Linked DNA regions of Homo sapiens: region 1 is linked to region 2. Evidence: chromatin loops called from intact Hi-C (ENCODE). Cell type or tissue: heart right ventricle. All regions are shown on one strand. Each heading gives the region's core, and the rest is flanking DNA. Links, peaks and the distances in the headings are about the cores only.

Evidence for each region. Hi-C counts contacts between places; a loop is a spot of excess contacts. Peaks named below come from ENCODE experiments on the same cell type or tissue, not always from the same donor. Only the 100,000 strongest peaks of a DNase experiment are listed, where the experiment ranks them.
Region 1: a loop joins it to region 2, with 4 times the contacts of the local background. A loop is called at or near these places in 1 of 110 quality-filtered maps.

What each region holds. Positions count from the first base shown.
Region 1 is chr21:42,169,559-42,173,942 of GRCh38, forward strand. No RefSeq gene overlaps it. Among named protein-coding and RNA genes, the nearest start is that of ABCG1, 47 kb to the right of the region's middle. In heart right ventricle, for the core only: no CTCF peak of the experiment used is centred there; DNase peaks (open chromatin) are centred at 1,639 and 2,003; H3K27ac peaks cover 1,179 bases.
Region 2 is chr21:42,563,174-42,567,557 of GRCh38, forward strand. It overlaps SLC37A1 (solute carrier family 37 member 1), which reads left to right. Exons shown (of 20, transcript NM_001320537.2): 13 at 642-704; 14 at 1,535-1,620; 15 at 2,654-2,702; 16 at 3,812-3,885. Among named protein-coding and RNA genes, the nearest start is that of LINC01671, 50 kb to the right of the region's middle. RefSeq lists an enhancer at 2,519-3,439. In heart right ventricle, for the core only: no CTCF peak of the experiment used is centred there; no DNase peak of the experiment used is centred there.

The sequences.
Region 1 (4,384 bases), core at 206-4,205, 390 kb before region 2:
AACATTTAATGCTAACAACTTCCCATTAAGTGCTACTTTAGCTGCATTTCACAAATTTTGATATGGTGTGATTTTATTTTCATTCAATTCAAAATATTTTCTAATTGCCTTTGTAATTTGTTCTTTAGCCTATGGGCTATTTAAATGTGTGTTATAATTTCCAAATACTTGAAAGATTTTTCACATATTTTTCTCTTATTGATTCCTAGTTTAATTATCTTATGGTTAAAAAACAAATACTACATAATTCAAACCACTTTACCTTTATTATGATTTGTTTAATGGCCTGGGATATGGTCTATCTTGGTAAGCATGCTACATGTACTTGGAAAGAATGTGTATTTATTTGTCAGTAGTTGGGTGGAGTGTCAGTAATTGTGAACTGGGCAAGCAGGTTGATAGTGGCTAGTACTTTGTTCCTGAGTAAGGAACATATTCTTACTAACTTCCTGTCTACTTGTTCTATCAATTACTGAGAAGAATGTTTAATTGCCAACTCTAATTGCTGATTTGTCTGTTCCTTCTTTGAGATCTGTCAGCTTTTCCTTTATGTATTTTTGGAGTTCTATAATTAGGTACATTCACATTTAGAATTGTTATATCCTCATAATACTTTTCTTCCTTTATCATTCTGAAATGTCCCTCCCTATCCCTGGTAATATTCCTTGTTCTAAAGTCTACTTTGCCTGATGTTAACATAGCTATGCCAGCTAATTTCATGCCTAGTATATGCATGGCATATTTTTTCTCATGTTTTTAATCTTTAATCTATCTGTGTCATTATGTGGATTTAAAGTCAGTTTCTTGTAGACAGCATAAATCTGGGCCCTGCTTTCTTGTCCAGTTTGACAGTCTTTGTCTTTTAATTGCAGTGCTTAGCCCGTTTATATGTGAGATAATTTGGGTGTGGTTGAGTTTAAGTCTACTATCTTGTAATTTGCTTCATTTGTCCCATCATTTACTTGTTTCTTTTTCCTTTTTTCCTCTCCTATTTTGATCAATTGAATATTCAGTATTTTTTTTAAATCATGGTAAAATACCCATAACCTAAAATTTAAATTGAGTGTTTTTTAGTGTTTCATTTTATCGCCAAAACTGGCTCGTTGGTTGTACTTTTTTTGTTATTTAGTGGTCGCTCTGTTGCTTTTTAGTATCAGGCTCTAGGGCATCTTCATTTGTCACAGGCCATCTCCAAATCACAGGACACCTCTTCCCCATGTAGCATAAGAACCTTACAACTATAACTGTGTACTTTCATTTCCCCACCCTCCCTTTGTATTATTGTTTTCATACATTTTACTTTTACACATGTAGGATACACATGAGCCCTACAATACATTCCACATCATTTTTAAGCACTTCTTTTACGATCACAACTTAACAGAAAAGTAATTTTTAAATACAAATATCATTAACATAAGATGTCAAAATGACACAGCAACTACATGGCTTCTTCCTCTTGCTTCTAGAATGTACTGTTTGTACTTCAGTTGCAGCATTTTTATGCTGTTATTATTTATTTGTCTTTCTCTTGCATTAGACAATAAGGCCCTTGAGAGTAGAAACAATATCTATTCATCTCGTAACTTTAGCACAATGCTTGGCACTTGGCGGGAGGTCAACAAATGTTGTACCATCACGGATTTCCTGACTGTCCAAGTGACTGACTGACTGAATGAAGGAATGATGAGCCTGCGGAAACACACATACCACACGCAGGTTGGGGCAGGCTCTAGCACACGCAACCAGATAAGCACCCGCCCCCTTGATAACTTTTATGTGCGCCTCCTCCCCTCTGTCCTCACCTCTCAATGTTCAGCTTCTCATTTAAAATTTGGCAAGAGGAAAGAGGAAATCATGGACCATCAAAGAGTGCCTTAAAGAGAATAGACTTTTAAAAGTCACAAATAGGACTCAGGTGGACCCTAAGTTTGGCTGCCTGCCAGGAGCTGCTGAACGTGGCCCTGTTGGGTGCGTCATTGTGTCTGGAGGCCTTGGGTGTGTCTGTATTGTGAACAAATGTGACTGTGGGTGAGGTCTGGAAACAGAGAGTGGGTCACTCTGGATCCGTGTTCTAGCTGGGCCTGGAAACTGTCCCAGAGCCCATGCTTGCTCCTGATCTCATTGGGCAAACTGAGACATCTTAGCAGCAGCACCAACTGCAAATCATTCTCTGCAACTAAAGCGGAGCATTGAGTGCTTAATAATGTGGGTGTTAATTGTTTGGGATATAAAAATTTCATGCCTAGAGCTTTAAAGTTGTACCCCAAATGCTTTCTAAAGCGGTTGTGTGCCTCAGGAATAGTTAAAGCTGCCTCACAGTGTACAACAGTGTTCTCAGTTCTAAAAATGAGGATGTGGAAGTATTTCTCTTCTAGCATTTTGAGTTCAGAACAATGATAGCATTATGTTATACTTCACTCTGCTTTACTGACCTTTCTCTAATTTTTTAATCCTTGAATTGTTGGAATGATTAGAAAAATGTTCACAACGTGCTTTAATAAAAGTTTCTACATAAATAAACAAAAAACCAAAAATAATAAAATAATACTCTCCCCCTCCCCAGCTAGTTTTTTTTTTTTTTTTTTTTTTTTCCAAGACAGAGTATCACTCTGTTGCCCAGGCTGGAGTGCAGTGGCGTGATCTCGGGTCACTGCAACCTCCCCCTCCCGGGTTCAAGAGATTCTCCTGCCTCATCCTCCCGTGTAGCTAGGACTACAGGCGCCCGCCACCAGGTCTGGCTAATTTTTGCATTTTTAATAGAGACGGGGTTTCACCGAGTTAGCCAGGATGACCTCGATTTCCTGACCTCAGGTGATCCGCCTGCCTCGGCCTCCCAAAGTGCTGGGATTACAGGTGTAAGCCACTGTGCCCAGCCCCCAGCTAGTTTTAACTTTCTATTGAAGACGACTTATTTCATAGAGGGATCTTTAAGGTATATATAACATTATTTAAAAAGCTAAAGAATTTTCTTTCAAATGTAAAATTAAAATTAAGTTCAACAGCCTTCCTGTTTCATTTATTGAGCACGGATTTCTTTTGCATTTTTGATGGGGAGAGGTGGGTTTTGTCATCCGTGACTCTGATAGAAGACCGATGGGGTGACTTGCTTGAAGGGAGGCAGGAAAGTCTCCGCCAAGTGATCAGCATTTGCTCTCAACGTGCTTCTGTGTTTCCCACACGTGTATGGATCGGACTCATGTAGAAATGCCTCCTGCCACTGCATCACGGAACCAGCAAGGCCTTGAAGGCCACGCGCCACGGCGCTTCAGGCGTTCTTTTGTAGCCCAGCGGCCTGCTGTGCAGTGATCCAAGTGGAGTCGCAGGTAGTAGCAGTGGGGCAGGGCTCATGGCTCTGCCTCTTACCACCTCCCCGTTGTTCTCCCGAGACTTGGGCAGTGGGCGGTGGAGAACCACTGACCTCGGCTACTGCCTTCATTTAAACAAGGGGAAACTGTGGCTCTGTGAGCTTCCGTGGCCTGCCAAGGTCCCATGCACCCCTCCCTCGACCCTTGCCGAGACAGAGCTGGCCTCGATGGGGGTCTTCTGACTCCTGGGCCAGCGTGGTCTCCCTTGCACCCGCATTCTCGGAGAGGGCAGCAGTGGCGGTGTGGAGGAGAGGGCATGCCTTGAGAAGCGCCGGCACCTCTGAGCACGTGGGTGAGACCCCGGCCAGCTGAGCAGAGGTGACCCGCTGAATTAGTGGCCAGGGCTGCCAGCATCCAGGGGGTGTTGGGACCCGGAACCTCTCTGAGCTTGAAGGCTAAGGCTAGGATCCCGCGAGTAAGCCTGTTCTCGGTCCATTTGGGCCCTGGCCGGTGTGGAGACGTGCCAGGTGTGATGGCACGGGAGAGGGGACCTCTCGTTTAGAGGTTGCCCAGGGAATGGCAGTGAGCCCAGGAGATCCTCCAAGGGGAATCGGGACAGGACTTTTTCCGCAGAAAACACCCCATGTGGCTCATCAAAGAGGAGAGGCAACCCATCTGTTCCAGAACATTCCAGATCATCATTTAAGACCCCCAATGACTCTATCACAGAAGATAGGGTCAGTATCTCCTTTGCCTTTAAAGAGGTCATCACCCCTAGAGCTTAGAGTTTTCTAGAAGTGTTCAGCCTGATTCAACCAATTCAAAAACTACTCTAAGAAAGCAAACCAGGTATTGTTTTAGAAGTTCCATGAACTCTTCCAAAATGATCAGGTACCATTTAGTTAATGACTACTCTGGAGTATTTAATGACATTCCAGCACCTGAGAACGTTGGTTTCATCTCATAACACTCGCTAAAATGTGTGTTGGTGGGAGAGAGAAGGAGAGAGACACAGAGAGCTAGTTTGGAGAAATAATGTATAAATGCAAAGGTTTCTCTACACCTCTAAAATGCTG
Region 2 (4,384 bases), core at 314-4,313:
ACACAGCTGGGCCTTCTTTCTCCCTTCTTCCCCTGTGGTTGCAAAAGGGGTGACGTTCTCAGGACTTGAGTCTTGAACTGCTGACATTTCCAGTCTGTTTGAAAAAAGCAAAATTTTCTGTCCATGCCATTGATGATTCGGAACGGCTGGGTTTGACCCACAGCCCCAGATGCCGTGCAGTTTCCTCTCCCACACCCGGCTGGCTCAGTCCACCTTAAAGCCCAGAACCTGTACAAAACCTCATGGAGGGCACCCTGAGCTGGTGCCGGGAGGCCTCTGTGTCCTCATCTGCAGTTCTAAAGCCGTGTGACAGGATGATCGAGCATCCAGGCGCCTTCCACACCTCCACTTCTGTCCTGTGTTAATCTAACTTTATGGCGGAGGGGCCCCTGGGGGGGTCTCTGAACCAAAGGTGGGATAATTAGACTGAGCAGAGGAAAGCCACGGTTTTTGGTTAAGAGTGTTTTCATCCTTTCTGTGTTACTTGTTTTTTAAATCTGAGTTAACTACTAATTGCTCCTCGGTATAAATCAAGCTTATGAAGCCAGAGTCCCGTGCACGGGTCCTGTTCTGCCATGGTGTGTCGCTGCGATGCGTGAAGGAGATCCTCACTGTTTCACACTCCGTTGTCATTTCAATAGATCACCTTGATGCCAAAAAGGCGGGGGAGCTCTCCACCCTGTTTGACGTGGGCGGAATCTTTGGTGAGTTCATTAAGACTTGTTCTGCTGCAACAATAATTTCGCAAGGCGCATGATCTCTGAGTTGATTCACTGCTCAGGGGAACAGGGTTCCCCAAGGTCTCATATCCCCTGAGTGGGCCCAGCCCAAGAGGGTCAGGCCGTCACCTGGGGGTGGTTTTATTGTCTCCCGTCCCTCCCCAGGGCCCTGACTCTGCACTTGAACAGCTTCCCTCAGAAATAGCATGCCAGCTGGACTCAGGGGCTCATGCCTGTTATCCAGCACTGTGGGATGCTGAGTTGGGAGGATCGCTTGAGGTCTTCTTGTTATGAAGACCAACCCAGGCAACATAACAAGACCCCTCTCTACAAAAAAAAAAAAAAAAGCATAGCTGGGTGTGGTGGCTCGAGCCTGTGGTTCCAGCCTTGGGAGGCTAGGATGGGAGAATGGCTTGAGTCTGGGAGGTTGAGGCTGCAGTGAGCCATGATCATGCCATTGTGCTCCAGCCTGGGTGACAGAGTGAGACCCCATCTCAAAACTAAAACAAAAAAAGCAGCAGCATGTCTCCTGGGCAGGTGACAGACTGGCCACCTTAGTACCTTGATAGGTAAAGGGGCTTCGAGGCTGGCCTAAAACCTGAACCTGCAGATGTCTCCAAGACTCTCACATCTGACCACAACCAATGGAGGCCTGTGGGGAGGTCAGGGCTGTGAGAAGGCTGCCTGCCCGTGATGCATGGAGAGAGGGGCTTGGGAAAGGAGGAGGCCGTTCTCCGAGCTCCTGCAGTTCTGCTTCCTCCCCGTGGGCTCATGCCCTGGGACGTCAGTGCCTGAAGCCCGCCTCTCCGTTGCAGGTGGGATCCTGGCAGGTGTGATCTCAGACCGACTGGAGAAAAGGGCCTCCACCTGCGGCCTGATGCTGCTGCTCGCGGCCCCCACGGTCAGCCGTGCTGCCTTCCCTGGGCCCCAAAGCCTGCAGACAGTCCCCCACTGTCCTCCTCGCCAGCCAGCATCCTTCCATCTGGCCCGTGCTCCACTTTCCTGACAAGCCCGCTTCATTCCCTCTCATGCCTCCTGTCCCCCGACCCCTCCCTTGGCACCTGCAGGCCTCCACCAGGCTCCCTCTGCCACGTGCACAGCTGCTGCTGGTTTAGCATGGGCCGCGCGCAAGCTGCTCCTCTCTTTGGGGTGCCCCCTTGCCCCAGACAAGCTCCTGCCCATCCTTTGGGATCCGCAACACCTCCCCAACCTCTTAGGCATCGTTGACACCTCCCGTCATGATGCATGGTGCATAGTGCTTTTCAGGCATTTCGTAGCTCCTGACCTTGGGCTGTGACACCCCCCTCTATGCCCCAGTTCCCTCATCTGGAAAATGGGACGTCAGTATCACCACCTTGCAGTGGGTTAGAAACAATGCACATGGTTACTGTTTTTATCATCGTAACATTAGAGGTAACAGGCTTGTCAGTGGACGCTGTAGCTCTGCGCGTCTGCCCCTCCGCTAGCCCCAGAACAAGGCCTGGCTTTCAGCCATCTTGGGGTTCTGGACATGGCCCAACACAGAACATGAAAGAATGCTGAGTGAAGAAATGCTTGGGTGGGCCCCTTGCTGCCACTGGGGGGTGGGCAGCCTGAGGACTTGGCAGTCAGACTCGCAAATCAGGAGCTCAAGAAGGCAGCCCCTTGGCTGGGTAGGAGCTCAGGAAGGCTGCCCTTGGCTGGGGGTGTAAGGTGGGAGCACCCTGCAGACTTCCCCAGGTCGCCTGGGGTGCTTGGTCCAAAGCCCTCGTGGTGGGGACAAGGCTCAGTACCTGAGACGGGAGGGGGCGTGGCCGTCACGCTTTTTTAGGGGTTTCCACTCTTGGGATGGCTGCCTGAGAATCACCCGCCGGGTTTTTGAGAAGTAGATTTCCAGCAATCTCGCACTGCTTGCAGCCAGCCATGGCTTTGACCTTGTGTCTTGATGTCCACAGCTCTACATCTTCTCCACCGTCAGCAAGATGGGGCTTGAGGCCACCATCGGTGAGTATGGAGGCCTTCCTGCTTTTCTTCCACACACGTTTTTAAAGTTCACACAGCTGGCAAGATGAAATACTAAAATCAACAGGCGCATTGAGCTGGTTTAACTGGAGCACATGGTGTGGCTAAAATTGTCCGTGTCCTCCTTTGGGCAAGACCATCTGGAGAGGCCGGGGTCTCCTCTCCCCAGTGCGAGGCTTGCCATTCTGTGGGTTTCACTGTGAGCTGGAAGTGTGCAAGCCTGGTCTGGGGCAGTGGCCCTGGGCACTCAGTGGAGAAGCCAGATGTGACCTTGAGGGCAGCCCCTCCTGGGGCCTTGGTGGGGCTGGCGGGGCTGCAGCAGCCTGCGACCTGCCACCTGCACCCTGCACCCCTGGTGGTGAGAGCAGCTCAGGCTGGCTCTTGGGCCACGTCAGGTAGCCAGGAACCTGGCGGTGTGACCTGAACAGGGTCCGGCCAGGAGCCAGGGCAGGTGGCCCCCCAGCCACCTCCTCCCAGCTTTGTCAGCTGCCCCTCCAGGAGCGGTTGCGTAACCTTGGAGGACTATTTTGAACACCCTGCAGGCAGCGCTATCAAACTATGCCTCCAGCACTTAGAAGTATGCTTTCTGTCCTAATGAGCCAGCAGTGGGGATGTGTGGTCCCCTTAAATGTTATCCAGAAGGCAGCTTGCCCACAGGAGAGGAAGCGGAATTTCCTGTGACCCCCCCTCAGGCCAGAAGCTTCCTCACCTGAGTGTGAGCCTAGAGGAGAGTTTAGGAAATGACCTGGTCCGGAGAGAGGGTGGGGGTCTGCCCTCAGCGAGCACCACAGCAGCTGTGGGTGAGGAGAGGAAGGCCTTTCTGCTGCAGATGAAGCAGGGGTCAGCCCAGGCCCAGGGTCCGGCCTGTGATCGCTCCCTCATGGTGGCAGCTGCTGCCCTTCGAGGGTGGATGAGCCTGAGTCTTAGGGAGGGTATGATTTGCTTTAGCTCCTCACTAGACAAGTTTAGAGGAAGCTGTTTCTGCTGCATCCCCTCCCTGTGCTCCCCAGGCGCCCACCTCAGGCTGCTCCTATGCATGCGGGGCTCTCTGGAGGGCACATTTCCATTCTTTGCCCCTCTGCCTCCCACAGCCATGCTGCTGCTCAGCGGAGCCCTGGTCAGTGGGCCCTACACACTCATCACCACCGCCGTCTCCGCCGACCTGGTGAGTAGAACCGGGAGAGACACCAGCCCTGTGGGCACCCTGCCATGTGCCATTCATGACAAAAGTGGCCTCCATTACTGTTAGTAAAACTGCATTTGCAGAAGCACGTTTTTGGCAGCTCACCTACACCTGTGGTCTCCAGCCTTCCCGCACCTGCCCCGCTGCTCACCCTTCTCCTAAAATCATGGGCAGGTTGGTGCAAAACTCACCGTTCAGCACAACAAAAGGCTCTTGGGCGCCATCCTCATGACTCAGGCGCCTTTTCAATCCAAGGGGGCAGGGGAGAGGTCCTGTCCTGGACGCCTCTGCAGAGAGAGAGGGGCCACGAAGAGGCGCTGGGGGATTCGGCCCTTCTCATCCAGGTACCATGCCCTGCCTTGGTCACCTTTGTATTGGACGTGTCCTGAAACTGCCTGAGTGTGCGTGAGCATGCAGACTTGTGTCTACATGGGCATGGAAAATTCTGGAAGGATCCACATCAGACCATTAGCAATGGTCA